2 separate regions of the Homo sapiens genome follow, and region 1 is linked to region 2. A link is a loop called in an ENCODE intact Hi-C map of the cell type or tissue named here. Cell type or tissue: Caco-2. All regions are shown on one strand. Links, peaks and the distances in the headings refer to the core of each region. The heading gives the core; the rest is flanking DNA.

Region 1 (16,256 bases), core at 5,383-13,382, 110 kb after region 2:
ATTGATTAGATTCCAATTGTTTGGGGATTTTCCTGTTAACTCTTTTTAATTTTTAGTTTGAAAATACTGTGGTCTTAAAATAGACTTTGCATGACTTCAAATATTTTTAAATTAGTTGAAGTTTGTTTCGTGGCCCAGGTTTTCGTTTATCTTGGTAATTATTCTGTGGGCATTTAAAAAGAATGTGTATTCTGCTGCTGTCGAGAATAGTTTTCTATGAATGTCAATTAAATCTTGTTGGTTGATGATGTCAAGTTTTTCTACATCTTCACTGACTTTCTGTCTGTTGTTTTATCAATATTAAGAGAGAAGTGTATCTAATGATAACCTGAAATATGTAACTGGAATGTATAGGCACACATCATATCAGAAGCCAAAACATAGAATGGACATAAGTCAACATGACATATTTGTGCATGAGCTGAATATCAGCCCTGAATACATGTCAAGAGGCATGGAAAAAAGAGGACACTTTTGATAAGTACTGAATAAGTAGATTCAACAAACTGTAATGACCAGCAGAGTGTGAGATGCAAGGAAAATGAACTTAAGAATCACTTGCAGATTCTCAGTTTGCATTACTGCATGAATGGAGGTAACATTAACAGAAACACAGAGTGCACTGAAGGAAATATGGTTTGCAGGGTGGGGTGGAGATACAGAACTCAGTTCATGTCATCTTGGGCATAAGATGTGCACAGACTATTCAGAGATGTCTAACAATAGGTTAGTACTCAGCAGGAAAGGCAGATATAAAAAGGGGATTTAGAAGCCATGATTTAATTAATGATCCTCAAATATAAACTGCTTGGAGATTATCCAGGAAACGTAAGCAGAATAAGAAAATAGAGCAAAGACTATGATCCTGCTAAACTCTAATGTTAAGGACCAAAGTGAAAGAAACAAAGAGAAGAAAAGAAGAACAAGCTGTCAGGATGGAAGAAAGAAAACGAGGAGTAGAGTATAATTTAGTTCCACAAGTATTTATTAATTGTGTAGTGTGTGCTATGCACTGTGCTGTGAAACTGGCTTTTATCCTCTTCGAGATGATACCCTCTTCTAGACATAAATGTATCATTTCAGTATAGTGTGGCCAGCTCAGTGACAGACATATGCTCGAAAGCAACGGGACCACAAAAAGGGGCACTGCACACAGCCCAAGAACGTGAGAGAAAACTTTCAAGAAATTATAACATCTAAGCAGAGTCTACAAGGAGAGTAGGAGTTAACCAAGAAAGGAAAGACAGGAGGAAAGTCACACCAGAAAAAAGAAACAACATGAACATTAGCCAAAGAGCCTGGAGCTCAAGAGAGAGGAAAGGATCACCTAAAGGAATGGTCTGCAGGGCTGAACTCTAGTAAGAGAAAAAATAAAATCAGATTAAACAAGGCCCTTTGACTTTGTCACTTATGAAGTCACTGGTGACCCCTGCTGCAGCAGCTTCTATGAAATGATGTGAACATAAATCAGACTACGGTGAGATGAGGAATAACTGAAACAATATGAGGTTCAGGAATCTGGGCAGGATATTTTTTCAAGGAATTTAGTGGAGAAGAAAATAAAGATGGCATAGTTGAAGCAGGCAAAGGTCTAAAAGACTTGGTTTTGTGACCAGAGAAAGTCAAAGACATTTATAAGTTGTAGAAAACAAGCCAGAGGGCAGAGAAAAGGTTTTAAATAGTAGCTTACTTCAGTCAATTATTCACACAACAAATATTTATAGAGCATCTACACTCTTCTTGAGCAAATCATTCCAACATAGAAACAAACAACCCTCCATCACAGTGTTAATATCATGTTTCAAATAAACTTGAGAAACAATAAAAGCCCATGGTAAATAGCGCAAAATATGTATGTATCTCAATTCTAAAGCAGCTTAATGCTTATAACCAAAAATATGTTAGCATCTTTGGCTTTGTCATATTTATGTAAGCAATGCCACAATTCAAAATAACTATTCAGTGTAGAGGTTTATTTTGTTTACTTCAAGAGAAATAATTTTTTAAATTAAAAACATTATATTGCAAAGACAATGGTACAAAATGTTTTCTCAAGATTATTTTGTTTTAATTATTACAAATACCTAAATGCACATTCAGTATGCAAGATATAAAAGCACTATACAAAAGCTGCAGAGTAGTATATGAATTCCCAAATGCATATCAAGTCCGCAAGATATAAAAGCATGATACAAAAGTGTAGAGTAGTATATGATGGTTTAATACTTGTGTCAAAGTCTACCTTAATATTTCTTAGCATTCAGAGACAGAAAATCAGCCAGCTAAAAATGAAAGAACACAAATAGCCTTTAAGTGATGATGAGGCCTGGAGTATTCCAGAAAGATTGAGAATGGCCTCTCATGTTTTCAAATTCATTGACTTGCAGAAATTTAAGAGTGCAAATTAACTTGAAATCACTTAATACTATTCTCCACACCCCACATATAAAATTCCCTTTACTTCACAATCCTTGTCTGGTATTGACAGAACACTTATGTGAGAGAGAGCCTTATATTTGAGAAGTTGTCCATTTGTTCTACTGCCAAGCATTTAAGTTTGTCTCTGATTATTCCCAAAATATAACCCTCTGTAACTCCGCATTCAAGACTACATAATTTATATGTAGCAACTTTTTAAACATCAAAATATACTTATAATATCTGCACTTTAAGTGTATTATTTGTCAGACTAGCCATTCCCAATTTCTTCACCTTTTTTTTTTTTTTTTGAGATGGAGTCTCACTCTGTCGCCCAGGCTGGAGTGCAGCTGCATGATCTCAGCTCACTGCAACCTCTACCTCCCAGGTTCAAGTGATTCTCCTGCCTCAGCCTCCTGAGTAGCTGGGATTACAGGCATGCACCACCAGGTCTGGCTATTTTTTGCATTTTTAGTACAGACAGGGCTTCACCATGTTTGGCAGGCTGGTCTCGAACTCCTGACCTCAAGTGATCCACCTGCCTCGGCCTCCCAAAGTGCTGGGATTATAGGCATAAGCCAACATGCCCAGCCCACCTCTTTCTTGTATACATTATTTCCATGCTACTCCCTTTTTTCAGATGCTTTCTAGTAATTTAGTGATTTTTTTTATCATCTCAATTAAACTGAATACAAATTTTCAAATGTGGAAGAGTAAAGTAAGATTACATCATTGCACATGGTAAGTATTTTTTAAAAACAGTCCTACCAACAGCTTATGTTTAAGTTATGGATGTTATAATACCCAGAGATTTGGCTACATAAACTACAACTAACCCAAGTTTTCCCTATTTCATTTCTGTATTTTTTAATTTAAATATAGAACTGTAAATATTTATGTATTTTTCCATCTTGTTAAATTTGTCCCAAAAGTCCAAGGCCATTTTGAATGATAATTTAGCAAACTACCATATTAGTTATCCCTCCAAGACTTTGATCTTCTACAGATCTGATAGGTATGTTTTCTAAGTCTTTATACAAGACATTGATAAAGTTAAATGGAATAGGCATATGAAGTAAATTTCCTATATGCAAAGAAATCTTATTCCTAGGTGACACTGATATATTCATCGAATTTTTAAACAGTTATTTATTCAGGTATAAATCTGGTCAGTCTATATTCCTATGTCTTATACACAGAGCTTTATTAGAAACCAAGGAAAGTATTTATTTAAAATTGAGACAACATGACTTTGGAAATCCATTAATCCTATGAAAATAAAAAAGGTGAATCTACATTGCTTGTTTTATGATAACTATTTTCTAGGACTCTAAAATCAGTATCAGTTTGCCAATAATTTCTAGAAATGTTAGGGATAGATATAAAGCTTGTTTTTGTATGTTCTTCAGAATTTAATTCTGACTGTTCAACAAAATTTAAATAACAGGCTAATATTTCCTACATATCCTTTTCCCTTTCAAAATTATATTTTTAACTGGAAGAAGATATAATAATGTCCCCTGTCCCCACCCCAATTTTTCTGATCCTACTCAGGACTGCTTCATGAAAAGTTTTAATAAAATAAATATCATTTATATGTGGTATTAACTTTACTTTATTACCTCATATAAAACTGTTGTGTTCCCATGAAGAAGAGGTCCATAGCAGATATAGGAATGTCCAACAACCCAGCCTAAGTCAGAAGCTGCCCACCACACCTAAAAAATAAGATAATAAAATGAATATATTTTATTCAGAGAATGTCATGTAATGTAAATTTAAAACCACGATTACCTCTCCGGGTTGAAGTCCGTATATGGAAGACATTGACCAGTGTAGCATGACAGCGTATCCCCCAGTGGGCCTAATCACACCCTAAGGAGAGAAAAAGTGAAATTAAAATCAATAAACAATGTGTAAAAACACTCTCTATCTTCATAGCATCCACTTTAAAAGTTCCTGGTCAAAAGTATTTTATATATTAGCTACAAGTTACTTTGGCTTTTATAAAATTATCTTTGAATCATTATTTCTTTGGGTCCTTCAATAGTCAACACAAAATAATTTGTCCTCATTAGTGCCATTTTTAGAATCCATTCTCACATAACATTATTAGTCTTCTAAAGAAAACATGATTTCACAAAATTACATGCAATACAAACTTTTCTAATGGCACCACACATTATCAACACTACATTTTCAGACATATTTCCAGAACAAAATTTAATGCGAAGAAAGGTAAAATGTAGTTATACACCTCAAATGCAGACTAACATAAGGACCTCTATTTCTTAAGATGATTAAATAATAATAGCTGCTTGGAGGAAACAAAGTCATATTCTAACTGGAATCTCATTACAACGCTTCACTGAGGATCATGCAAGCACACTTTAAAGCTGAGCAATTCTTTAGTTATGAACTCTAGAACTCTTAGGGCTGAATTCCAGTGAGTTGAATCTAAGGTTAAAAAATTTGTCTTATATTGCATTTTGGGCAAAAGTAGGGATCATTATATCATTGTAGTAAAGTTTTCACAAATCAGTTTCAAATAGCTCTCCCCAACACTGGGACCATATTCAACCTAAATGAAAGATTAATATTTGAACACTGGGTATAAATGTCACCATAAATAAGAACTAATGGAAAATTTAATAATTAAGTTCATTTATTGTTTTAAAAAACATTAATCATCATTGGCCCAATAAGACATAACTGAGTGAATACTCAGAATGAGTAGGTGAACACCTGCTAAGAGATAGAAGGTATATTCCATTCACATGTATTTTGAAGCATCTTTTAGTACAACAATTATAACTGCTCTTATGCAAAAAAAATTGTTTTTTATGAAAGGGCAAACATGGATCTAATCAATAACTGTGCTATTAGTTATGCTTTTTAGCATAGCTCTGCACCTTAACACACATACACAAATCAGGAAAATGAAACAGAAATTGACTTTCCGTTAGTTACTAACATTGCTGCTCTCCTCAGGTGCCACTAATAAAACATAGGCATCATGCTGTGGAACATTATTTTATTCACCTGTAACAACACCTGGTCTCTTAGCAAATATCAGATGCAGTGTTGTTGGTATTTGAGAGCTATTTTCTAGATTGTATGACATGGTTAGCATGCAGCTGGCCCTGTTGATCTCCATGGGAACATTAGAAATTCTAAGCCCCCTGCCAGTAGGCTTTACACGTGCACCTTCCCATGTAAACGAAACAGTTATTTTTCCACTGTATCCTATCCTATCGTCCATGCACTTTGCTAGTTTGTTCTATTGAGAAGATCTTTTCCTATGGCTCAACAGATTGATGAATCTGATATTAATCAATTTGCAAACACTTTATAAAAACTATTCATTTTACAGACTAGAAAAAGTAGCTTTTGTAGACAATATGCTGTCCATGTGTTATGACAGATGGTGATACTTAATATCAGTAATAATTTCAATTAAACATGTTTTAAAATTTTCTCTCCATCCTACATGTCCCTGCATTTAGAACCCATTTTTATCAGTAACTCTAAACATTATTAAAACTAGGTAAATGTTTAGACCATATGGTACAGAGGGTAAGATGCATTGACTAGAAATGATGACCAGAAATAAAAGGTAAGGGAAGACATAACTGAGTAGTAATTCAATTGTAAAACCTGAAACATAAATGTAAAGGATAAGTTGACAAATTTCTATTTACCTCTCAGATGAGTACTTCTTCAAACGACATTTACCAATGTCACTTTGTCTGTAAATTAGTGAATACTTAAACCCATCTGACCAAAAAAAAGAGACTTAAAAATGAGAACATGCGTGAAAAAGCATTAAAAGTTGTAAAGACTAAAATTTAAAATTTCATTAACAATATTATTTCCTTGGTTCTAGCAATTATTGCTTTTTATTTTACCCTGTGCTCCTATCAGTCAAAAGGCATAAATGTCAAAATAATTAGAGGTTGCCGTCAAAGATTCTCATTTAAAACAATTAAAATGAAGCTGAAGGAGTGAGAAGAGCCGTAATTTCTGTTTTTCGTTAGTCTTTGATACCCACTTACTTTTATTTTTTAAAGAATGAGTATAAAAATTTTAATCAAGCATCTTTTTACCATTTATTAATCTAGACTCTAGATCTGCAATTTGGTCTTGCCTCTCAAATGCTCAGATAATACAGTTTCAAATTTCTGAGTATTTGATATGGTGCAGAAAAAAGAAATGCATGGTTTCATATTCTCCAGGTTCACGTTTTGTAAGAGGTTTGAAAGTATAAAAAACACGAAGGTTACATTTCAAGAGAATTTCTTTAGCATAAATATTAATTTGTAACAAAAATAAGATGATAAAGCATTTTTGTTTCCTGTTTATAATCACATTTTCCAGGTAATGATAATTAAAATGCAAAAGAGAAACACCATTCAGCCTCTGAAAACACATAAATTATGCTCCAGAAAACAAACCATTATACTATAACTAAGCAAATTTAGTTGTAAACTAAAAATAGCACTTTTACAGTATATCTGAATATGAAGTAAAAATACTCAATACCAGTGCTTACCCCTAAAACACAAACCTTCTTCATTTTAGTCTTTCGAATCTCTATTATTTATTATTACCTTCTATATGCACTTTCTTTTTTTTCCTTTGAGATGGAGTCTTGCTCTGTCACCCAGGCTGGAGTGCAGTGGCACGATCTTGCTCACTACAACCTCCGCCTCCCAGGTTCAAGCGATTCTCCTGCCTCAGCCTCTCGAGTAGCTGGGACTACAGGACTACAGAGGCATGCCACCAGGCTCAGCTAATTTTTTTTTTTTTTTTTTTTTTTTTAGTAGAGGCAGGGTTTCACCGTGCTAGCCAGGATGGTCTCGATCTCCAGACCTCGTGATCTGCCCGCCTCGGCCTTCCAAAGTGCTGGGATTACAGGCATGATGCACTGCGCCTGGCCTCTCTATGTACTTATACTCTACCTACCTTAAAAGTAAAGTCACTAGATGATCTCATATATTCTCATAAAAACCCTGTAACCTGCCAATATGCTGTTCCGATCTTTTGGTAGGATCAGTCATAATTCTTAAAGATGTCTGCGGAACTTGAAAAATATCCAGATGGGACTAGCACTCTGTGCCCTGAATAAAGACATGAAAGTGAATCCTATCTCAGACATAGCAATGGAAGCAATATGAAGGTGCTCTCTTTTGGGAGTGGGGGACAAATACAATGTTTATGGTGTTTAAAAAATCCAATCAGTGCAAGTAAAAGTAAAGGGTGAATGTTAGTTACTCAGAAATAGGACCACAAAGTTATCACAGATAGTTCTTTATAATTTCCAGCTTACTGAGCTACTTTTGAAGACAAGTAAACTCACAGATTGTCATAAATGGGGCTATTAAAGTAAAACAGAAAACATGTTGGTGTAAATGTTGTGTGCAGTTTTGGCTGCCACAACTTGAAAAAGAAAAATGCAATTGTAACAATAGGTGTTGTAGAAGAGGAGGGAAGCCTGAAGTGTGTGGTAAGATTAAGAATTTGGGATTCTTCATTGTAAAAATATAAGTTTTTTTTTTTAATGGTCTTTAAATATCTGACAGGCAAATCCCAAAATACTGAGAGTAGAAAAGCTTAGAGTACATGACAAAACTTCCTATTTCCTACATTAAGTCCCTCTATCATTTATTTTGTAATAAAGAATCATACAAGGCAAATATATATATATATTTACATATGTAAAATGTCTATTCACATACACACATGTAAACATATGCATGTATCCATGCATGTGTACATATTTATATGCTTATGTATATGTATGTATACATATATATATACATGTGTGCGTTTGTGTGTGTGTGTGTGTGTGTATCAATTCAGCCTGACAAGAAACAATAAAGGGGGAAAATAAATTTTATTTGAAGGAAAGAAAAGAAACCCATCACCAGATGATGGCAGGCGTCAGAGAAAAAAAATGAATGGTTCTGATTGTTTAAAAGATCTAACACGTCAGCACTAAACCTTGTTTTGACAGTGGTTTGACAGATGGCATCCCCTTTTTCTAGAGTAAGCCTCCACCCCTTTTCTAAACCTGATGAACTCCAATGTCTTCACCAGGAGTACTTCAAGACATTGCAAAAATACCACCTCTTCTGGGAAGTTTCACCCCATCCTGTTATTTGTGTCAAATGTCTTTCAGGTCCTCTTTCACAGCCCTCAGGGCCTGCAAACCTCATCAGAGGACTGATATCCCCACCTAGTGCTGTGCCTTCTCCACCACTTTGAGCACAGTGAGGACAACATCTTTGTATCTTCAGCACAGTGTCTGGGATAGAATAGGCATTTAATACATTTGTTGACTGTCTAAATGAGTGAACAGTTTAGTGTATAAACCCGTGTGAACAATGCAATTATTTCAACAAACACTCTTTGTTCAGGAGAAACCCTTGACACTTGTAGAACTTAGTGAATCTTGAATCTTCTTAGAAGGCATAAAAAGTTTCTATTCGGGATATTTCATCAAACATGAAATATCTTGATACAGGTTTTCAGATGATTCTGAAGCTATGTCCATGGAGGATATTTTGGCAGTTGTATAATTTTTTTGTCGATCTGAACAACTGTGAGCTAAGGGGCAAGGGTGCAACCAGTTCAGCACTTTAACTGCAAGAGCGTACCACAGATCAAACAAAAAAGTTCACTGCTGTTTTTTATTTGACTTTCACTCTTTTTTTTTTCTGGGGCAGGAAGTAAGTGCCCATCAGGACAAAAGGCCTTATCTACCACTTTCTTGTCATGCTTTCTTTTCAATCTTTTCCTTTTGATTTCTTTCCCCCTGTTCTCTTTTGACACTGAACATTTTTCCTTTTTATATTATCATGATCCCTTTATGATATCAAACTGAACAAGATAAATATTATAATCACTAAATCTCCCATACCTAAAAGGACATCTGATCCAGATGAGGGATTCTTTTATCATGTAGTGCTTTGAACTATCTCAAATATAGGCACCCAGACCAAACAGAATAGAAGCCCACAACAAAACAGAAATGTATGCAAAGAAGCTCACATGTGGTTGCTGGAATATTTACAGCAGCTAACAGATTAACCTGTCATACAGCAACTTGACAACTCCAGGGTTGGCAAATGCTGATATGCAAATATGCTTTAAATGTATCTACAAATTCTAACCAAAGAACAGACTGCCTTATGTGTGTTTTATATTTGAGAAACAAGCATTTTTAGGCAGAAGAGTTTTATGAGCTCACAACATTATTTTTCCTCATGAAGATCAAGGATTGAGGAAACAAACCATATGATGACATCATATTTATATCTAAATGCTCCATTAATGCATGTGTGTTTATTTTTCCTATACTTACATTCTGTGGATCCCATATTAAGATTTTAGGTACTATTAATCCTGATTATACCTATGAAAAATGAAACGAGAATTGTATGAATAAGGAGGTGTCCAAGAAGCTGGCTTACTAGAGAAGTAAGAGATCATTCAACAAATATTCTGCTCTACCTGGGTCAAATTTTAATGTTAGTGCTACAGTGGATCCAAAAAGGATAATGTATATTCTAAGACCTCAGAGAACATTCATTGTTATAAAAGTAAATAAATAAAAACTAATATGTATAAGACAGGTTAAAATAAGTGCCATAAAAACTAATATCTATAAGATAGGTTAAAATAAGTGCCATGAAGGTCTGTTGGTAATGTAAAATTTAAAGCAATTTCAACCCTAAAGTCCACTGGAAGGAAGAGGGACCTAAAGAGATAACTACCTTCTTTTGCCATTCTGTATGTGTTAACTTTGCAAAGCCCACTCACGCACACAATTTAATCACCAGTCCTGTACCCCAGTGACCTACAAGGGTCTATCTCCAACCCCATATGTGTAACTCTTGGGCTCAGACTCTCATCACCAACTCTTGACTGGGCATCTTCATGTTAAATGTCCTGAAGACACATCATGATGAGTATGTCAAAGACTTTTAGTTTCCCTAGCCTCCAACCATCCTTCTGATTCTATTTCAGTGAATATTCAAAAGCACCCTCATATGTTCTCAAAGTCTTAGACTCCTAACTTTGAACCAAATCTGATTCCTCCCTGTTAAGCATGCTGTCCTATGTAAAGTCCCAAACTAATTAAACAGCCTGAAAACTAATTTCTTTGTCTCCATTGTGTGTAGTCACCTATCTTCCCAACTAAAGGATCACCTTCTATCTTGCATCACCTATGTTCATACCTAGTTCAATCTCACTAGACTAGAAGGACTGTACTTTACTCATAGTTGTATCTGTTGAGCACTCAATACAAATACATTATATTGAGTCAAATTCACTGTGATGCAGAAATCTCCACACAATTCAAGCCCTCTCAAATTTATTGAAATAGATTGTCTCAGGATGGTACATTAGGAGGAAAATGAGGATGATAGAAATATCAAAGGATCTTCCATTTAGGCATTGAAAGGAATCCAGAAAAGAACCTCTCAGAGAAAACCTGGGCCGGGCGCAGTGGCTCATGCCTGTAATCCCAGCACTTTGGGAGGCCGAGGCGGGTGGATCACGAGGTCAGGAGATTAGGACCATCCTGGCTAACACAGTGAAACCCCATCTCTACTAAAAATACAAAAAAAAAAAAAAAAAAAAAATTAGCCAGGCGTGGTGGCGGGCGCCTGTAGTCCCAGCTACTCGGGGGGCTAAGGCACGAGAATGGCGTGAACCCGGGAGGTGGAGCTTGCAGTGAGCCGAGATCGCGCCACTGCACTCCAGCCTGGGCAACAGAGGGAGACTGTCTCAAAAAAAAAAAAAAAAAGAAAAGAAAAAAAAGAAAACCTGGAATAGCTAGGGTCCATCCTTATTTGGAACCACTTTTCAATATAATGCTCTGTGTATTGCTTTTATTTGATTTCTACTACACTGGCAAGTCAGCTTTTAATTTCTGAAAACCTTTTCTTCTGCCCCTCCCATAAGATCCCATTCCAGGTCACAGTGAATTTCAGTGACTTAAAGTCTTGAGGTAGCACAAATGTTTTTATAAGATTTCTTCAGGCTTTTAAGAAACTAAATTTTTTAAAAATTAAGTTATACTGTGTTTTCAGGGTCAGGAGTTTTCTCTCAGTTGATACTTTTATATTAGATCATAACTTTGCTGAGTCCCCTCTTATTTTATAGCCAAATGTTCAGTTGGACTCCAGGTGGCTAGTGTGCAAGGCAGAACTGGAAAAAGTGGAGGTTGAGAATTATGTCGAGCAGATTATATGGCATGCTTCAATAAATAAATCTTCCAATCTTCAATATGCAGAAATATTTTTCAAGTCACTAGAGTTGCAACAAAATCATAAGGCTTCAATTCTACAATGAAACAAATATCTTCATGTGCATGCATCTACGTATGAATTCAACAAAAATTTATTGAGCACCAACTACATACAGCACAATGGTAGACCAAAATATACTAAAACATAACCTGTGTCCTCAGAGAGAATATATTACCCTACCAAAAGTGTTCCTTTTCACAAGCAAGGTTTATATGGAACATCTTAAATTTCCTTTTAAAAAGCTAACTAATCAAATAGAACCACTATTCTAAGAAGATTAAGAAATGAAGTTTTCAGAACACTGATGCTATAGCAATCTAACAGTAATAAAGAAGCCACTGTCCTCAAGGAAGAGAATGATTATGAAAGTCCCGTCCCCTACTAAAATTCTACAATTCAATGAATATTAAACCACCTAATAAAGATGAGTAAGGAAAATGATACTGTTATCTTTTATAAGGGTCTATGAAGAAACAGTGTTATTTGGAGATACCAGGCAAAAGTGGTATTTGTTGCTATTTGACGCATCAATGAATATTGATGCTTTCAACTTTGCTTTGTAAAAACACATTTCATGGTAAACAGATTTAAAAATCCTTGAGTGTCTTCCATGCTGTAAATCAAATAGTTCAATACTTTGGATAAATTGCCTCTGTTCAAACTGCCTAGGCCAATTCTCAAAATCACATTCATAATAAATAATTGAATTCCCCTAGATCAAAAAATCAATTCTATACTGCATGAAACTTATACCTCAATCTAAAAGAATAAAAATATTTTATTTAAAATATATTTTTATATAATGTTATTAAACCAACTGATATTCAATTAAACATCTACTAAAGCAATTGTATATTTCTAGCATTTGAGACAATTCTGGAAGAAATGAGAGCAAAATATTTGATGTTAAATAATAAATGTTTTTATATTTAGCACTAAACACAAAATCTCTTTAAGATATGGAGTAACTGTGTCAGGTGAGATCACGCCACTGCACTCCAGACTGGGCACAGGAAAAAAAAATAAAAGCAAATGAAGTAACTCTCTAAACTTCAAAGTAAAGTCTGCAAACATTTCCAGTCAGTGATCAAACATTCTTGGTGCAAAGTAAATCTACTGCTATAGATAGTTATCTCTAAGAGAGTGAGTACCTTAGGTAACCCCGTTGTGCCAGATGTGTAAAGAATATACAGTGGGTGTTCTGAAAGAACAGGAACACAGTCATGTGACTGGGCTTTTGCCATCTCTTCATCCCAATCAAGGTCACGACCGGGAGCCAAAGGAACCGCCTCCTACACAGCAAAAATATAAGAATATGTACTGTAATAAGGAGATTAAATCAAGAGAACAAAAAGTAGCTAAATCTATTTAAGTCTGAGCATCTGACTGAAAATCTAGGCCTATATGGCACTGAACATCAGATTTATGACTAAAAAGTTCAAGTTCATGATTTAACATAAATGTTTATAAAAAGTCCAAAAGTTTTATATTCACTTCAACTAAACTGACAAAAAAGCATGTTTCATTTAAATCTAGAGATATCCTTTAGAAATTCAGTATAATGCAGTAATGTTTCCATCAACACTCATGGCTTAAATAACGTTTCATGTTTTTATAGATGTATGTACACTAATAACTTTATAAACTAATTTTTATTTTTCATAGCCTATTTATTTTATTTTGCATTTATTATCTTTACAATGATGTGTCAACTAAGCTATTAAAATTTCTCTTCATACAATGGCCTTTAGGAGTAATACCACAGCTACCTTTCCAAATAAGAAAACATTAATTCTTCTTCAGGAGTAGGGAAGAATTCTACTATTCCTTTTTGAAGACTAAAATCCAGTTTTGAAATTTAGTCAGAGTCTGTGATATATCTAAAATACAATCCAAGTTTTCCTCCTTCTAGTAAACTTTGTGATAATAGAGTCATGAGTTAAACAGATACTCCTTTAAAGAAATTAAATAGTCTTTTTTAAAAACAGTGACAATGAAATGGCCAGATGGGTGAAAAGCAGGGAAGTGGCTGATGGAAAAGTTACTCTGATGGGGAATTACAGCTATTTAAGTAGAGTTAATGCCCATTAAAAGCCTAGTTTTTTTCTTAGATGTTAGCTGAGCTCAAGATCACACATCAGGAAGTTTATAATTGGCGAACATGTTAGCACAAGCACAAGCAAAGTTATATAACACTCAATGAAAGTTAATGAGATCTACTATCTAGAGATGTATGTAACCATTTCATTAAAGTGATTCCTGAGATAAGCCCAAAGATTGAAAAATTTAGAAAAGACAAGCCACTTCCATTTTCTAAGCTGCTTAATACATTAATCAGGGTTGTAAAAACTGTTCATATATTTAAATAGGTACATTTACCAATTAATACTTCAATATAATATCACAAATATGATGCCTGTATGAATATGATACCTGTATGAATAAACACATTTATAGCTAACACATTTATAGCTGAATCGAAGACCCTGTATCAAGTTGAAGTTTCAGGCCAAACTGCTTTCTCCAGCCCCACTCTGATAGGTACTGGCTCTGCCATTTAGATAAATAAAATAGTTGACTATGACCAAATCATACGTTTCCATTTCTATTTATACAATGGATAAAAGCAACTAATTGCAAATTATCAAACTTTTGACAACACAGAGATCTATAAAAATCATCACACTGCAAAATACAAACATCAAATTGAGGATCACAAAAATAATTACAGGTTGATAATTTTGATAGGACTCTAATGAAATTAGGACTTCAATAAATGGTTATTCTTCAGGCTAAGAAACAGAGGTATGTGCAAAGGAGATCTGAGAAACAGAGGAAAAAAAACACTTTCACATATATGCATTTACTTCTATAGATATGTCTTTCCTAATTCTTATAATTCTTAAAAGGCGGTATTGGGAGAGCATAGGGGTGATTGATGCAATATCCTTTGATTCCATCATTGTTTGCCTGAGGCTTAGGTGTGGCAGCCAAGTTTTTACCTCCTCTTACAAAAATGCAATCCTGGTTAATAAGACACACCACTGAGCCTCATAATTTGTGTCTCTCTAAATTCAAAGCAAAGCCATTCCACTGGGCTTAGTTACTGCCAAAACAGCAGGTCTAATAGAAAGAACAAGAGATTTCTACAGCCCTCATCTATATCACAATAGAGGAAAGGGCCTGCAGAAAAAGAGAGAAGCTGAGAAAGTAAGCTAGTTATTGGAGGGGAGCAGGCAGTTAATCTCTATTAAGAAGAAAAGAGAAGAGACTTGCACATATCCAATGTGTTTATAGTGAAAGAAATAGCATATATCTTGTTGGTTACAAATCATTAAACTGGAGTTTAAATCCTGGTTCTGCCACTTAGTAGCCGTGACTTTGGGCTATGACCTCTCCATTACTCAGTTTCTTTATCTCCAAAATAAGGCTAGAAACAGCATGTATTTCATTTGTTTGTTAGAATTAAATAAGAAAAAATATTTGGAAGTACTTAGCATTGGGCCTAGAACTTAGAACATCATAAGTTCTGAACAAATTACATGTTCAGCACTTATATACTGTAAGTATATGTAATGTAAACAGCACACATATACTCACATATGCATACATTGTGTGTGTGTTCCTGCCATTCCTCTAAACTGTTCTTACCCAAAGCCTTCTATATTACTGATTTTGCATTGCCTGATTTAAACAGCAAAGAAGCTTTTTTAAAAAAAGTGCTTGAGGTCTTCTGAAAGAAACTTAAAATTCTTCTTCAAGATCATAAGAACATTAAAATCATTAAGTGCAGCAGTTCATGAACCACAGACTACTAAAACTTTACACAGGAATTTAATGTGGTAATGGGAATTGCTAGGTGGTAATCAAAATGACATATTTTTAACACTCTGTTCTCATATCTTGTCATTTAAGTATTTTCAAAGAAAACTTGTCAAGAGTTCTATAAATTAATTGCACATGATTCTTTGCAGTCTTGCAATTTCACTTCTGCAAAAAAAAAAATTTAATCTGCTAGAAACCCAAGTTGGTCTTATCATAAATAGCTAGAGATTTGCTTGGGTGAAGAAGTAAGGTGATCATGAGTTCAAAGTTACAGGAAAAGTACGGTAAATTGTATTCATTGATATCTTATACTGTTCTCCCTTCCTTCATAGATCACAGAATAATTTATCTACTTAGAATATTCATGTTTTGTTTTCCTAAGCATAGTTTTATTTCTGGCCTAAATACTCTTCAAAATTTTAAGAAGACAATTGCATGCAAATTAATCACACCACTCCAAGAGTCAGTATAGCTGAGGGATTAAGCATGCAGTCAGAGCGCATGCATTCGCATCTTGACACTGGCACTTTCAAACTGAGAAAGTTACTTTATCTCCATGTTCACTGGAGTCTTCTTTTATTAAAATAGTAATAATATTATCATCTAGTTAATAGAGTTACCAGGAAGATTAAAAAATATGGCCGGGCGCGGTGGCTCACACCTGTAATCCCAGCACTTTGGGGGGCCCAGGCA
Region 2 (16,256 bases), core at 3,238-11,237:
AAAGCCTCGTCTTATAAGTTGCATGACAGTCTTTTAAATCCTTACTAGAAATTATTGATTCAAAAAGGTAGTCTTATAAACTCATACATCTTAAAATACAATTATTCTTACTTATAAGTTGCAAAAATTTCTAATAAAAAATTATTGAAGAGTTGTCATATTGCTACATTCTCTTAGGAGCTGTCCAGGTGTGGGGTAGCTTCTTAATAGTAATGAACTAGAAGAAAAGTCTATTGAGCCAATTAAACGAGATGCGACTCGTTGTCTTTAAACTATGCTGCTGCTTTTTCTTATTTTTAAAAGCACAAAATAGAATTTTGTCATTTAAACCCTCTAGTCTCTTTTGTTCAATTTTATTTTATTTTTTAGTGTGAGCAAAAATAGCCAACTTACTTAGAACAGTAGTGGACTTATTTCTGCGGTTTTGCTGATCACATTCAGATTCCACTGAAATAATCTGAGAGGTGTCAACAAGCTTATACAGACTTTGACCCCAATTAAAAGAATTAACCCTATCTCATGAAAAGTTTTCCCCATGATGTTGTTGTTTATAGTTCTATCAACTTTCTGCAGTAACAATATGTTGAAAGAACAGAAGTCAGGAATCATAATTCAAACGCTTAACTCTAAAAACTGGCAATTTTTTTTTTTTTTTTTTTTTTTTTTGACAGAGTTTCGCTCTTGTTGCCCAGGCTGGAGTGCAATGGTGTGATCTCGGCTCACCACAACCTCCGTCTCCTGGGTTCCAGCGATTCTCCCACCTGAGCCTCCCAAGTAGCTGGGATTACAGGCATGTGCCACCACACCCATCTAATTTTGTATTTTTTAGTAGAGACAGGGTTTCTCCATGTTGGTCAGGCTGGTCTGGAACTCCTGACCTCAGGTGATCCGCCCACCTCAGCCTCCCAAAATGCTGGGATTACAGGCGTGAGCCACCACGCCCAGCCAAAACTGGCTTATTTTTAAGCCCCTAGCTACGACACTGTAAGGAGTTGTGTAGCTCTACAGTGTAACATAGTGTTTTATAAAACTGAAGACTATTTATGCTTAATGCAAAAACTTCTCCAAGAATCAAGAAGTCGTAGAGGCTGCAACTGTGAAATTCTGTTTCTTTTCTACATTTACACACATTTGGAGATCTAGGGCAATGAAAAACACAGCAGTTGGGAAGAGTAGCGGACATCTCTTAATGTGCAAAATGGCTACCACACTGAAACAAAATGTAGATTTTAATGATGATAAGGATTGAAACAGTGGATATATGTTATTATATAAAAATGATTTTATTTTTCCCTGATTGACTTTAAATGTCCCTTAATTAATATAGCAGTCTACAAAGCCTACCTTATAGAATTATTCACTATAACATAGCACAAATTACTATGTTGAGTGAATATAGACTTATTATTCCAAATGCCAGAATGAAATCAAATGAGATATTAGGATACACAACATATACTTGGCTATACCTATCTATGGCATAGATAGTCCTTCCCTAGATAAGAAACAGTGAGATGAGAAGACAAGACCTATGTGGAATGATTCATATTTTCCTTGGAATTAGACACAGAATATTCATTGACTGCTGAATTATATATTGCTACTTGCCAATTTGGAGGAAAATAATTATGTCTGTAAAAGTACTTTATGTACACAAAGAGAAGGAAGAGATTATTTTATTAAGGCATAACAAAATCAGCAACCAGAATTAAAATGTAATTGCTATGCTACATTCTAAAATGTGGATTCACCCTAGGATCTGTCCAAGTAGAGACACTAGCCTATGTGGGGTATGATGTTGCTTCCTGATAGTAATGAACTAGAGAAAAAGTCTACTGGGCCAATTAAATGGGATGTGACTCTCTGCCTCTGTGTATATTAAAATACACATTATTAAAATGTAACCAGGGTAATATTATGCTTTCGGTGGTACCCAAAGACCACATGTACTTATTGAAAGGATGGTGTCCAGGCTACACAGATTTTTCAACAAATTGCAAGTTAATTCTGTGTCACCTAAAACTTCACAAATCACATATTTAGAGTTTCTTGTACAGATATTATAATAGGCTACAGTGTCTCATATTAGCCATGCCATCTCAAATATAGATTTCCCCAAAATAAATACCTACATTGTATTTGTGTACATAGAAGTCATTTCATTCAAGTGTGTGAGTTAAATGTAGTCTACTCAACAACTGATTCAATTAAGTATATCATCTCTTTCCATAAAACCCGTCGGCATAAAGTGGAACAATGTATATACAATATTTATTTTGGAAAACATTGGTTGCTTATTTTAGGCTTTCAAGGATATTTACTGTATAGATGTCAGACCTTAAATTTGAAATTGTATGAAAAGTTTTATTTAAAAATTTATATATCAAATCTCCTATAGTCTTGTTTTGGAATCATAGAACTAACTATCTTGATAAAGCGTGATTCCATACGTATACTTGACAGACTAAATGTAAATAATCTATGTTACATGTTTCTAAGCACAGAGCTTTAAGCACATGGACTAGTTTACTTGTTTTCATAACATCACCTTATAACTGTACTGGCAGAGTGATGACAAGAACTTCAGACGTGGATCAACCTGGAGAAGGCAGTTTCCTCCTCGTGAAGTACATGGAATCAGCATGATGCCTGGGTCCTCAGAAACATTACCAGCTGGATTTAGGTTAACCACAACCTCTGGGCAGTCAAGAAAAATGACAACAGATGGTACAGTAGTTTTGCATTGCTGCTTATCAAGCAAAAAGCTTGTTTAGCCAAAGCTAGTATAATTCTCTGACCTTGCTTTTTGGAATTATTTTCTTGAGTTGGTTTGCTCTGCTTGAAATTTACTTTGCTCTCATCACAAACCAGACTCCTTTTTACACTGCTATTGCATGAACTCATGGCACTTTATTCACATTTTCAAAATAATTTATAACATCCCAAAAAGAACAATTTGGTTAATGTCCACCTCTAGGAGGAACAATAAACATCGGCAGGATTTGTGTTTCTTTAGTCTTCTATTCCCAAAATTAACAATTTGTTTAAGTTAGAGGTTGGACTTGGACTAAAGATCCATAGTAAATGGAAATTAACTCCACTGTCTCCCTACATGTTTAAATACTGCGAGTTTTATATGTCATCTTAGAAATTCACTCATCAAATATTTTTCCCTCTAGCCAAAGCAGAAGCCCTTAAATAAACAAGCCATGAACATGAGAAGAGAATTAAAGAAACACAAAACACAGTAATTTCCCAATTACTATTTCCTTCTGTGGACATTAGACTTAAGCTATCTAATTTACAAAAGAAAAGTCATTCCAGAGGAGAGACAACTTTGAAATAGTAGTCACAAAATTATTTCTGTTTGGGAGGCATTAAAGAAAAATAGTCCCATGCTATTTGTTAAGATAATCACCTAGCATCATTATTTCTTGTCAAGGTCACAGTTATTATAACTCAAATTTAGTTCCAACATAAACTGTGATCTTGATCTACATTTCTTACAACTTGTTAATACGGTGGAACATGTCAGCGAAATTCATGAGGAATTTAACATCATTACAATTAGTGTAGAAGTTCTTCAATACTTGGAAAGGAAAAAAAATCCACTATAATGAGTTCTCTAAGAGCAATCTCCATATCAAAATCAGAAGCACCCTCGGGAGCTGCTCTTGTTACCGATTTTATCTAAGGAAGAATACATAACAACTCAAAAGCTCAGGTCATTTACATTGGGATAAATTTTCATTAGGAACTTGATCTAGAGAAGAGGAATGTGAGTGGCTTATATCTGAGAGAAAGAAGGTCTACTAATATGTTCGGAATCCCTGTATGCAGGGAAAATAAATCTTTCTCATCTGAAATCTTGTACTCAATCATCCAAGTCCCTCTAAAGCCCTTTTCTCCATTTGCAGTTGCTTCATCAAGACTGCAGAGGTTAGACAACTCCACTGTTCGCACATACTCATGTTGACCAGCCACTCAAAGGAGGCAGCACTGACCTGCTGTGAGTAGTTTCCCTTTGGCTGACAAAAAAAAAAAGACAAAAAAATGGAACCTACATAGACTAATAAATATACACTATACTCTTTGGTATGCCCTAGCAGTACAGAAATGAGATAACCCTTTTGAATTGCTTCAGGGGAAAAAGAAATCTTCATATTGTAACACTTAGTCTAGCATTTCCTATCACCATCTGTCTCCTGTGGTTTAAGGTCTGCCTGTTGGAGGCCTATCACTGTATTATTACACATCAATGGGTTGCCACTACACTGTTTTCTACTTTTTAGTACCATTTCCTGTTGAGTAACTTAGCATTTTATTGATAATAATTCAGCACTTTAAAAAATCCTATCTTTTTAAGTGTATATTTTATATAAGGAAGCCAAGGTAGCGGATAGGGATTTAAGCAAGTTCACCGAGTCAAATAGCAACAGACAGGAAAATGATTTAGAGATGGTTTCATATTAAAAAATAGAAACTTGCCGAGGCAGGTGGATCACTTCAGGTCAGGAGTTAGAGACCAGCCTGGCCAACATGGTGAAACCTCATCTCTACTAAAAACACAAAAAGTAGCCAGGCATGGTGTTGCACTCCCATAATCCCATCTACTTGGGAGGCTGAGGCAAGAGAGTCACTTGAACCTGGGAGGCAGAAGTTGCAGTGAGCGATGGTGCCACTGCACTCAAGCTTGGGTGACAGAGCATGACTCCGTCTTAAAATAAATCAATAAATAAATAGTAGAAACTGTGAAAAATTCAAACCTTTATTACATTGTTTCTTATCAATCTGATTTACACTTGCTAAAAACAAATATAAATTTTAAGTATTTAAGACATATAGGAACAAAATAAAATTACTTTAAGAATGGAGAATAGGACCAGCACAAAACCTTCCTATGTAACCATAAATACCAAGCATTTGATTTTAAGGAAATACCAATTAATGAAAGCTACTTTAAAATCCATATAAAAATGAGGTTTTATTGAAAAACAGTCTTAATAGTAAAACTGTGGTTTCTTAGATTTATAAATGTCAAATGTTCATAATTTTTTTTCAACCTAAAACTATGCTTTACCAAAATATTTAACCACTTTCGATGAATCAATATTTTAGAAAAATACTTTTTAAGAGCGATATTTAGAACAAAATGTGTGCACAGGGTTAAGAGAAAACAGTTATAGACAGAGGAACAACTCACCTTGTGCTGTTTTCATTGCCTTGAACTAAAAGTGCCACACAATTTATTGTTGGTCTTTTGGGCTTAGGATGGGAGCAGATATGCTGCCTTATTTGGATCACTATTTGAAGCTGATAAAATGAAAAGCATCCCGATAAGAGATTTAATTTCAGAATGTACAACCCTTACATTAAAATTTTAATTATGGTATATAATTTGGCACCTAATTAGACATGATTTAAAGTATATAATAATTTGGCTAAATAAGAGGTCTCCCAAAATACTGTTTATATTAGATTCTACACATAGCATTATAATTTCTTCAGGAAATGAACACTTCACTAATTTACAAATGACTATTTAATATGTTCAATAGTGCTTGCTTCTTAGCTCTTAAGTGATGGGTAGAGTTACTCTATTTGCAATCTGTTTTTTGTGCATGACATTCTAGTTCATATTTCCTAGTTTTTACCATTAATTGGGATAACAGTATTCATTTACAATAATTCAATCTAGGACAACCATTTTTTGTTTGGGTGAAACAACAACACTTTTGATATTAAAATAATCCAGAGCATACTACTTGCTGTTTCTTTTGTGTCAGTAATAGCAATTGTGAGCTTTTTCTAAGTACATTATGGCTGAAAACAATCAGCAATGCCATACTACTGACACAAACGTTTACAATAGGTGACTTATTATCGTTATGTTTTTGTAACAAATAAAGGTATTTTTTAAGAACTCTAAAATATATGAACTAGAATATAAATCTACATTATGAAATAGGTCAATTCAACCCAATTTATTAATTAGCAAGTTGTAAATTTTTCAGAAGGCATGCTAACATTTTGCATAACTACCTTTGTTTACATTACTGCCATACTTTCCACAAAGTTGAGCAAATTCTATTATTTGTTAAGCTCCCCTGCACCAAATTGGAGAAAAGCAAATGTTAATTACATACGGCTGTTGGCTACATCCTAGATGATTTCCTTCTCATGATCTTCTAGGACAGGAGTAAGCAGGCTGCGTGGAGGTACACCACAGAGGAGTAGAATGAGATTTCCCAGTCTGGGACTTTTCAGTGAACTAATGCTATCCATTGTATATTTTAGATGGCGTCTTTTCAGTCTACTCTACCTAAAGTGCACTACCATCTAAGAAGACGAGCAGTGAAAACCTTTGTGAAAACTGAATTCTAAGGAAATAATGACGTCATGACTTATTAAAAGCTGAAAAATGTGATTTTTGGGGGGAGTCAGATATTACATTTGATTAGTTTACTACAAATTGTAATAAAATGCTTAAGTCATTTGAATAATAAACATCATCTACATCATAAACTCTGTACAACAGATGCTTTTATGAAATGAAGCCAGTTGTTTTTCATGTTTTATTGTAATATACTAGGCATTTATGTATTACCGTGCATTTCTTTTTAAATGTGTAAGTCTTATGTAAATGGATATAAATATGATTTTTTAAAAAATAAAATATATGGTTCATGGAGTCTCGAGTGCAAACATTTGACAATTCCAAGTACTGTTTGTATTTTACCATTCCACCATTTTTACAGTTTTTGGATTGTTAATAGTCAAATCAATATGTTTCCTTGAAGCATGTTTCATGCTTCAACGTGTTTCTCCTTCAAGTCTGTCAATACTTAAAGCTGAACAACCTGCCTCTGATCATGTAAAAAAGAATGATTTAACCTGGAACCGGAGCCAAAAATAGAGCTTTAAAGGCAATCAGGGATGTCCTATATCTTTAGAAATAGCACTGTGATGGCTTGATCTCCTTTTCAATACAAAACAAAGCCAAGCTGTTTACAAGGGTCAAAAGCAATTATTTAAAAATTTATATTAAAAAACCATAATCTTCTCTTGTTACCTGTGGACCAAGAAAAAAAAAAAGATAAAAAAACTTCTTTACTAAGAACCACATGTTCATTCAAATATCTTGAAATGCCAGCCAGTACTGGACAGTGAATGTCAACCACCGCAGAGTCTGAGGCTCATTTCCACTAGAGAAAACGAAACCCAAGATACCTTTCCCTTTTGTCAATGTAACAGGGCATTAGCCAGACTCATGTCTAATGTTATAAGCTTTTAGCCGAGATGGCCTTGTTGCGACTTCCCTGAAGTCAGTTTTATCAGAGGAAATAAATGAAAGACAGAATGATTAACATATATAGTGTATAAAAGTATAGAAGAGTAATCTCTTCCCTGTGGCTTTATTTGGTGGTGTTACTGTTGTTTATTCTTTGTTTATATGGGAGATTCAAAGTAAAGCCTATTTAATAATACCATTTATCTAACTGCTGATTTTCTGCTGCTTGATCTTATTAAGCGCAAGACCTGTCATTAGTAATTTCTTTTCTGTATTTTAATTTGCTATGTTTGCACGTACATTACATTTGTTTTGATGTCTATTTTTATTTAACAGATTCAGTCAAAAGGTAATGATAACAGAAACCCTTTCCATTGTCAATAAAAAAAATAATAATTCCAGTTCTCTGTTTAAGCTTTGTTTTCTAGTCACATAAGGCTCGACAATTTACTTAAACTATCAGGAAATGTGTTCTTTGGGTGACCCAAATATTTAGCTTCAAAATTGAGTCTGCCACAAGAGGGAGATCTAAACTTGCTTATGGGAGTGATCTTAAAATTTTTTTCTAAAAATGTGGCCTGAGTAGGAACAATGAGAAGTAGCTTTCTAAGCTCATCTAAACATGGGCATCTTGATTCATAGAAATGAAATAGAATATAGGAACTACGACATTATAATGCCATAACTAGATTTGTATCTACTATTATATAACACTCAATCACTAAAATCAATTTCTTTCTTTTAAAGATCAAGTTAGAAAGATTAATCATCTATAATAGACACTAACATATAGTGATGCAAAAGATCCAGGTATTTCCCTCAAAAAAGAAGCATAAAATATGTTTTAATTTATAAGAAAGATAACTTCTACTAGATTCTAAAATCCATTTAATGGATTAAGCTCAGAGTCTCAACACGTTACTTTTGATCATCAACATTATAAATTTTCACATTTTTAATGTTCAGGACCTTTCAAATACAATTTTATATAAACAAAACTGGTTTTTAAATGTAGGATAGGTCTCATTTAAATATGTTTAATATATTTTCACAAGCAAAGTAATTCAATGAATTGGAAAATACTATAACTTCTGAAAGCACTTTATATTTTCATTTTCCAATAACTTAACAGTAAGAAATCCTATGAAAATACCAAACGAAGACCTCACAGAATTTATTCTAGCAAGTTTAAGTATGTCTGCATTTTTTAGTAATATTATATTGTTGTTTTTAAAGATACATTTAATTCAGAATCTTTAAAGTACTATCTAGCAAAAGTGATTTATGGTTAGTAGTAAAATAGAATTTTTTCCTCCCAAATTTTAAGCAGTCTGATGATTCAGGTATATCTTTCTTGCCCTATTTTTTCATCACATAAAAGTAACAACATTCTTTGATCTTGCAATTCCCCAGTGAGACACAGGAAATAGCCACTTCCCCAGTCTCCAGCACTGTTTTCCATTCCCATCCTAGTGGAAAATAACCCAAGTCTGCTTGCTGAGATGTCGCTTCAGATTTGATTACCAGAAAAAATGTGCAAGAGGACCAAAGATGCAACCTTTACCTAATTATTGGATCTGCCTGAGCTTAAACCTTGCAAATGAACAATGATACACATTCAGGTAAATAATTTGCCATTTCAAATTAACTGACTCTTATTTGAAAAAAAATAAGGAAACACATTCTACTCCTAAGACATTAAAATGAGTTATTAATGAAGACCACAGTTGTGACAATGGATAAAACGTACCAATGAAAGAGGCAACTCAAGGATCCCAACAGCTTCAAATGAGAGAGTGTCTATGTAGCTGGTTTAATTCAGTCTACTAACATAATTAAAAGGAAAAAGTAGATGAATATATTTTTCCAGGTGTAACAATCAAGAAGGCAATTTAAGTAAATAGGAATTTACTTTGAGAAGCCATTTATTTTGCAGTCTTCAGTCCAAAAAAAGTCAACATTTTCAGAATTTTTTTATATAAGTTGTAGGTCATTTTTATAACAATAAACTTTCTATTATCTATTTATCTCTCACATACATTTCATGTATCCTGAGTATTATGTTACAACAATCTGCTCTTGATAGTAATGTTCCTGATAGATTAAAAGATTGAGAAATACTTGAAGAACGATCAAAGATACAATGAGCATGGTATACTTTTGGGTTAAAATGTATTCTTTGATAACTGATGTCATATAGATCCCTAAGTAAATCAAATATTTAATTTCCTACATCTGTCTACCTTAGTTAACTGGCCCATTCCTATAAGCTTAACAAAAACTCACTTTACAATTATTTAAAAAAAACATTTAAGAGATTTTTAGAAGTTAAATGGAAAGATACTTTTGGACATTACAATATTTTTAATGAGTTATTATTTTAAAATTAGAGATTTCACATAAAAACCAGGATTCTTTGTTTTCTCTTTAAAAAAACAGAGGCTCTTGCAACAGGAGACCTGCCTCCTTTTTGGGCCATATTCTGCTGGGTCCGCTGCTCCTTGAGGTATAGCAGGTGATCTGCAGTCTTCACCATTTTCTACTGTCCTTTGTCCCTCAAACCTAGTGGCTTAAGTTCACTTCAAAATCACCTAGACATTACACTACCTGCCTAGAAACCTTCTTGTCTTTAACCTAATGTGAAAACCTTGATGTTTCTCTCTTAAGAGTTTTCCTTGCCACCCTACCCCATTTGTACATCGATTCCTTGTTTCCACAGGAATCTGGAATCATTTGGATAAACATAGTCAACTAAGAACCTGAGACATGAAGAGGGGCTCCCAGGAGCCCTCATCTCCATGAAGAGATTGGACTAAATGATCTCTTTGTTCTCCGCCAGGCATGTGGTTTTTTTGTTGTTTTTGTTGTTTTGAGATGGAGTCTTACTCTGTCACCCAGGCTGGAGTACAGTGGGGGAACTTGGCTCACTGCAACCTCTGCCTCTTGTATTCAAGTGATTCTCCTTGCCTCAGCCTCCCGCCACCACGCCTGGCTTATTTTTGTATTTTCAGTAGCTACAGGGTTTCACCATGTTGGCCAGGCTCGTCTCAAACTGCTGACCTCAAGTGATCCGCCTGCCTCAGCCTCCCAAAGTGCTCGGATTACATGCTGAACCAGGTCAGACATGTGGTTTTCCTTGCCTAAGTAACAAAAGACCTGAAGGTATAGCTATAACCCCGGTGTTCTGCTTTCCCTCAGAAAATGTATAGAAAAGCCCTCCTACCTAGATAATAATTTCATCTGTCTAGATGATTACCTAAACTTCCCATTTCATCTATTTTATTTAAAACAATGTGAGCATCTAAAGAATACTAGAAAATATCTAAAATTTCTACAAGAAAAATTTTAATTATTTTCTGACTTTAAGTTTTAGATTTTGGATCAAAACTACAGATTCTTGGTTTCAGGAAGTGGCTCTATATTAGTGTTGCTTTCAATTAAAGTGTTCTTCTTGGGAGGTACAATTTTAAAAATAATACACTAGATACGTTTTTCCTAAAGCAGTAGATGACATTCAATAAGCCATGTTATAGATAACTAATAACAATGCTAACAGGGTCAAACCAAAAAAAAGGCACAGGTCTTTCACATGTTTTCATTAGATTTGTTTAGGCCAAGTTTTACAATTCACATTTCATTTTGCAAGTAATTTCTACTGAAATATTTATTTCTGAGAAACAACTCAAATAATTTAATTTCAATTAAGAAATTAAATCAACTCAAAATAGGAATAAGACAAACTCATTATGCTTGCTTCAGCATTTCTTCTACGTGGCCAAAAATGCTGGGGTCTTCAATTGTAGAAGTTATCTGGAAAAAAAATTAGGGTCAGGTGAATACTCTTCCTTGAATTTCTTCTACTCTTTCTATAATTAAACAATTATATGCAATGTTGTTTTCCCCATTGTCTTGTAATATTCATATGGAAAGTTTAAAAATAGGGAACTTTGAACCTAATATATTAATACTCATCTGTAGCTTTCCAGAGTAAAAAAATAAACAGTTCAGTTAGCAAAACTATTGGACCTAGATGGTATTTTCTCTAGAGTTGGAGTTCCTCTTAAGAGTCTTCTATATATTTCTGTAGAAAGAATGTTTCTTTTTTGTCACTTGTTCACATAACTACTCCTTACTGTTGCATTGCCTTTTATTATCTTAATGATAAAAATAGGTATATCTTTGCACACATAATGTACACACAAATTAAAACATATGATTGAATCAGCCTAAGATTTCCTAAAATAATTACAAAATTAGCATTTATCAGTTAGAGCATTTTAAACATCTACTGCCGCTAGCCTCAATTATTTTGCTTTCTCATTCACTAATTGCCATTAATTACTATAATAAGGAAAATGTACCTTTTAATTCAATAGGATTAAGTTTCCACAAATTTGTTTGAATTTAACTGACAATTACTAAGAGAAAAAATATTTTGGCAGGCAGCAGTGGCTCAGGCGTGTAATCCCAGCACTTTGGGAGGTTGAGGCAATCAAATCGCTTGAGCCCAGGAATTCAAGACCACCCTGGGCAACATGGTGAGAACACTACCTCTATAAATACAAAAGAAAAAAATTAGCCAGGCACAGTTGCATGCACCTGTAGTCCCAACTACTTATGAGACTGATGTGAGAGGATCTCTTTAGATCAGAACTTTGTGGCTGTAGTGAGCCATGATTGTACCACTGCACTACAGCCTGGGTAATAAAGCAAGACTCTATCTCTAAATTAAAATAAATAAATAAAAATATTTTCACACATTGGTTCTTATCATCAAAGCATATGTTCTTAACTAATCTGAGTTTCTTTCCAAAACCTTCATTCCTACAGAAGGAATGGCTATATAATCTCTCCCTTAACATTAAAAAATAGTACTATTATGTGTTTTCTAGAGATGCAATTCACATTTGAGAACCATTTTTAAGAGCTTTGCTGATGCCAAAGAAATGAAGAAAAATATCTTAGAACCCAGGAATAAATATCTTTGATAATTTACCTTGTATGGCTTGCCATTGACAATGGCAGATAAAGCTGATCGGGGGATCTTGCCAGATCTGGTTTTGGGTAGCTGTTTGACAAACACTGCATTTCGAAAAGCAGCCACAGGGCCAATGTTCTGTCTAACGTGTTTCACAATTTCTTCCAAAACTTGCTCCTCTGTTGCATTTATATCTAGAGAGAAAGTTCAGATGGTAAGCACTGAATTAACCTTAGTTAATTATTCAGGTCCCAAGCAATCAGGGAGAAAAAGATCTCTCACCTTTTCTCAATACACAGAGTGCTAAGGGGACATGACCTTTTAAGGGATCTTCCTTGCCAACAACAGCACAGTCTGCCACGGTACCATGGGAAAGGATTGACTGTAATAAGGAAAGGCATTCATTTAGAATACATTTATTTACCATATATGTATATTCAACATATAGATATAGATACAGATATAGATATACAAACACATATAATTTCAGTTGGGGAAAAAAGTGCATGTAAGACAAGCCAAAAATCCATGGCTGCCTATTGAAAATTCATAAGTAATTTACATCATTACTAGTGAAGTGAATGCTTAGAATCCCCATGGTAGTCACTAAAGGTTGACAGTAATTAAGATAAATTGCTCAGCTAACCTGGAAAGTAAGGAAATGGTTTCTTTGTCTCAGTTTATTAATGAAGTCAGAGAAAATGTGTAGTGGATACTGTATGTAAACAAACCTCTGTAAACAGGCAGCCTCATGGCGATTTGGTCTTAATGCTGGCTGCCATAGGCATACCTTCCAGAGGAATCCGAGGCTGCCCTATGGCTAAATAATAACTTTATTTCTGAGTCTGTTAGTGAACAATGAAATTCCTCTAGTGGCCACCCACCCAGAGATGATTTTCCAGGACTTGCAAGAGGCTGGATATGGAGAGAAGCCCTGACATCAGATAATCCCCACTGTTGAAGAACTATATTCATACTGCTTGCTTTAAGTTCACAAAGCTGGTATCTATCTGAAATCAAAAAAACCCACAGAGTTGAGTAACCACATAAAATACAGACGCTTAGGGTTAATATATATATATATATGGTGACGGGACTTTTAAAAATGCATATTCAAAATTTTTTTTCTGAAAGATTAACATTTATTTTGGTGACCCCAATAATCATTATTTCAGTGACTCTCTAGCTCTAATAGCTAGAGAAAACAGTGAGCAAACTTTTAACCAACAGCACATCTGGCAGTCCTTGTTCTTTCTTCTATTCATTCATTCAATGAATATTTGCTAAATGACTCCTGTGTTGCAAACATTCGCTGGGTTCAGGGGTGATCAAAAATAGCGTATTGCTTCAAGATGCTTTCAGTCTAGTAGTGGAGACAGATATTAATAAATAATTATGAATATCTATTCTAAATGTCTAAATACAAAAGTGATAAGGGCTCTGGGGAATTTTTTTTATATGAAAGATACAGCAAAAGCAACCAATTTTGCAGAAAGATATGGGCCTCAAAAACTTTTTCTTTAGGAAATAACAATGAGTAGATCTGAAGGATGAGTAGATATTTATTAGGCAAGGAGAAGGGGTTGGGGCAAAAACCCTGGGGAAGGACTTCATAGGCACCATTCATACCTCAAAGAGACCAATGTGGCTGGAAAGCAGAGAACAAAAAGAGTGAGAATGGAGGAGATGGAGTTACAGAGGTGGATAGGTATTGTGCTAGGAACTTCCAACTCATTTTAGCATTCCTGGGAAGGTGATAAATCATTTTCAGTAGTTGAGAAGGAGATGCAAGATCAGAGCAGATTTAATATCGGGTTTTTATGTTTGTTTGTATGTTTATTTGTTTGAGACAAGATCTCACTCTGCCACCTAAGCTGGAGTGCGCTGGCATGTTCATAGATCACTGCAACCTCAATCTCCCAGGCTCAGGTGATCCTCCAACCTCAGCCTCTTCAACAGCTGGTTCTACAGGTGCACACCACCATGGCTGGCTAAATTTTTGTATTTTTTTTTTTTTTTTGTAGAGATGGGGTTTCGCCATGTTCCCTAGGCTGGTCTCAAACTCCTGGGCTCAAGCAATCTACCTGCTTCGGCCTCCCAAAGTGCTGGGATTACAGGCATAAGCTACCACGCCCAGCTATGTTTATTTTTTAAAGTAGTTTTAGATTCATAGCAATATCAACTAAGAAAGTAGGATTCTCATATACATCTTACCACTACATATACATAGCCTCCCCCATTATCAAAAGTTTGTACCAGAGCAATACATTTGTTGTAACTGATGAACCAAAATTGGCATACAATTATCATCCTAGTTCATAGTTTACATTACTACATTATGGTCTACTCTGTACATGCCTGAGTTTTGTCAAATGTATAAGACAGGTATCCACCATTATAGTATCACGCAGAATAGTTTTACTGACCCAAATACTCCCTGTGCTCTGCTCATTCATCCCTTCCCTTTCCCCTAACCCTTGGCAACCATGGATCTTTATATTGTCTTCAAGGTCCTTTTCCAGAATGTTATAATTGGAATCACTCAGTATGTAGCCTTTTCAGATTAGCTTCTTTCACTTCAGAGTGGATTCTGAAAAGCACAGACTTATTTTAGTTTCATCGTGGAAAATAAATAAAGAATTGTTGAGAGTGGGTGACACAGCTTATATAGGAAAACCACCTGAAAGGATACTACAGTAGGTTAAGGTCGTGATAGTAAGAATAAAAAGATGTGGTGAGATCAGAGAGACAACTTTTACTGCCAGATATATGTTTTAGTACTTACTGTAGTCAGTCATTAGTCATGAAAAATAATACTTTGCTGTACCAGATAGGATATAGACTTGGAAAGTTAGATGCTATGAATTCTGACTTGGTATTCCCTTAATGAGTGAAGAACATCTCTTTTTCTTGGCTAACCAGAGTTTTAATCGTCAAAAATTATTAGTGTTTATTGGTGCCATGACTCTCTGTACCTGAGTTCCTAAAATGCCAAGGTATCTGTTCAAATCACTGTTAAAAAATAAATCACCCACATATTTTGTCACCTAACCAATATGACTAGAGTTTTAACTAAATTTAATGTCAAAACATCTAGTCTGCCACTCTTTCACTTTGTTATTTTAAATTTTACTAAGTTTTTGTCCTTAGTCTTAGTGCTTTTAGAAGCGGATGGGAAAATGTTGATTGTTTTTCTATAAAAGCAAGGAGTATTTTAAAATCGGAAGAAATATACAACATTTCCTATAATATAATATTACAGTTTCCCATTTTTGCCTACTGCAGATAAATTCTTAAAAATTATGAGACGCAAAATCATTTTCAAGAATTATGTGTCATATCTGAGTGAAATCAAATATTATTCATCTATCAGTTTTTAAAATGCCATAAAGGAAGGGTGGTAGCTTTTTATGTTGGCCCCATAAATATTATTTGCATGCCAAGTGATGATTTCAACAACTGAATCATTAAAAGGGAAAGCGTTGAAATATGTCTTGGCAACATTCAAGGGACAGAAGCCAACCAAATGTCCTATGGGGGGAAAAATATCAAAAACCACATTAATGCATTCCCTCCAAATAAAATCTACGAAGCATCTGTGATTAACTGGCATTTAAGTACCTAAAAAAGTCATGGAACTTAAAAGGCAATAGTCTCACCACAATTGAGTATATAAATGTTATGAGATTAGGACTAGTAAATTCCTGTCATCTGTTGTTTCTTAGGTATTGCCAATTTTGCATAGATTTTAATGAATTTAAAATATTTTAAGATTTCACTGAGCTGACCTACACAGGTTTTTCAATTACATTTTTAAGAATCTTAATTTAAAAAATCAGTTCAAATCAAACACCCTCATAAGATGGGAGGAGCCAGTTTGCAGTGCAATATTGTCTATGCAATGGTTCGAAGAAGACAGATTTTTAAAAATTTCCTCTGACACTGAAGTAATCTAGGAAACTTGTCAGAGAGATTCCAGATACTCAT

Evidence for each region. Hi-C counts contacts between places; a loop is a spot of excess contacts. Peaks named below come from ENCODE experiments on the same cell type or tissue, not always from the same donor. Only the 100,000 strongest peaks of a DNase experiment are listed, where the experiment ranks them.
Region 1: a loop joins it to region 2, with 16 times the contacts of the local background. A loop is called at or near these places in 6 of 110 quality-filtered maps.

The regions. Positions count from the first base shown.
Region 1 is chr12:81,139,881-81,156,136 of GRCh38, reverse strand. It overlaps ACSS3 (acyl-CoA synthetase short chain family member 3), which reads right to left. Exons shown (of 16, transcript NM_024560.4): 5 at 12,890-13,030; 6 at 4,213-4,293; 7 at 4,041-4,136. Among named protein-coding and RNA genes, the nearest start is that of MIR4699, 10 kb to the left of the region's middle. In Caco-2, for the core only: no CTCF peak of the experiment used is centred there; DNase peaks (open chromatin) are centred at 8,636 and 12,956.
Region 2 is chr12:81,249,702-81,265,957 of GRCh38, reverse strand. ACSS3 (acyl-CoA synthetase short chain family member 3) reads right to left here. Exons shown (of 16, transcript NM_024560.4): 14 at 12,552-12,651; 15 at 12,288-12,463; 16 at 4,748-11,101. The coding sequence ends at 11,036. It overlaps PPFIA2 (PPFI scaffold protein A2), which reads left to right. Exons shown (of 33, transcript NM_003625.5): 31 at 2,568-2,727; 32 at 3,918-4,009; 33 at 6,298-7,983. The coding sequence ends at 3,976. Among named protein-coding and RNA genes, the nearest start is that of PPFIA2-AS1, 21 kb to the left of the region's middle. In Caco-2, for the core only: a CTCF peak has its summit at 7,810 (motif pointing right); no DNase peak of the experiment used is centred there.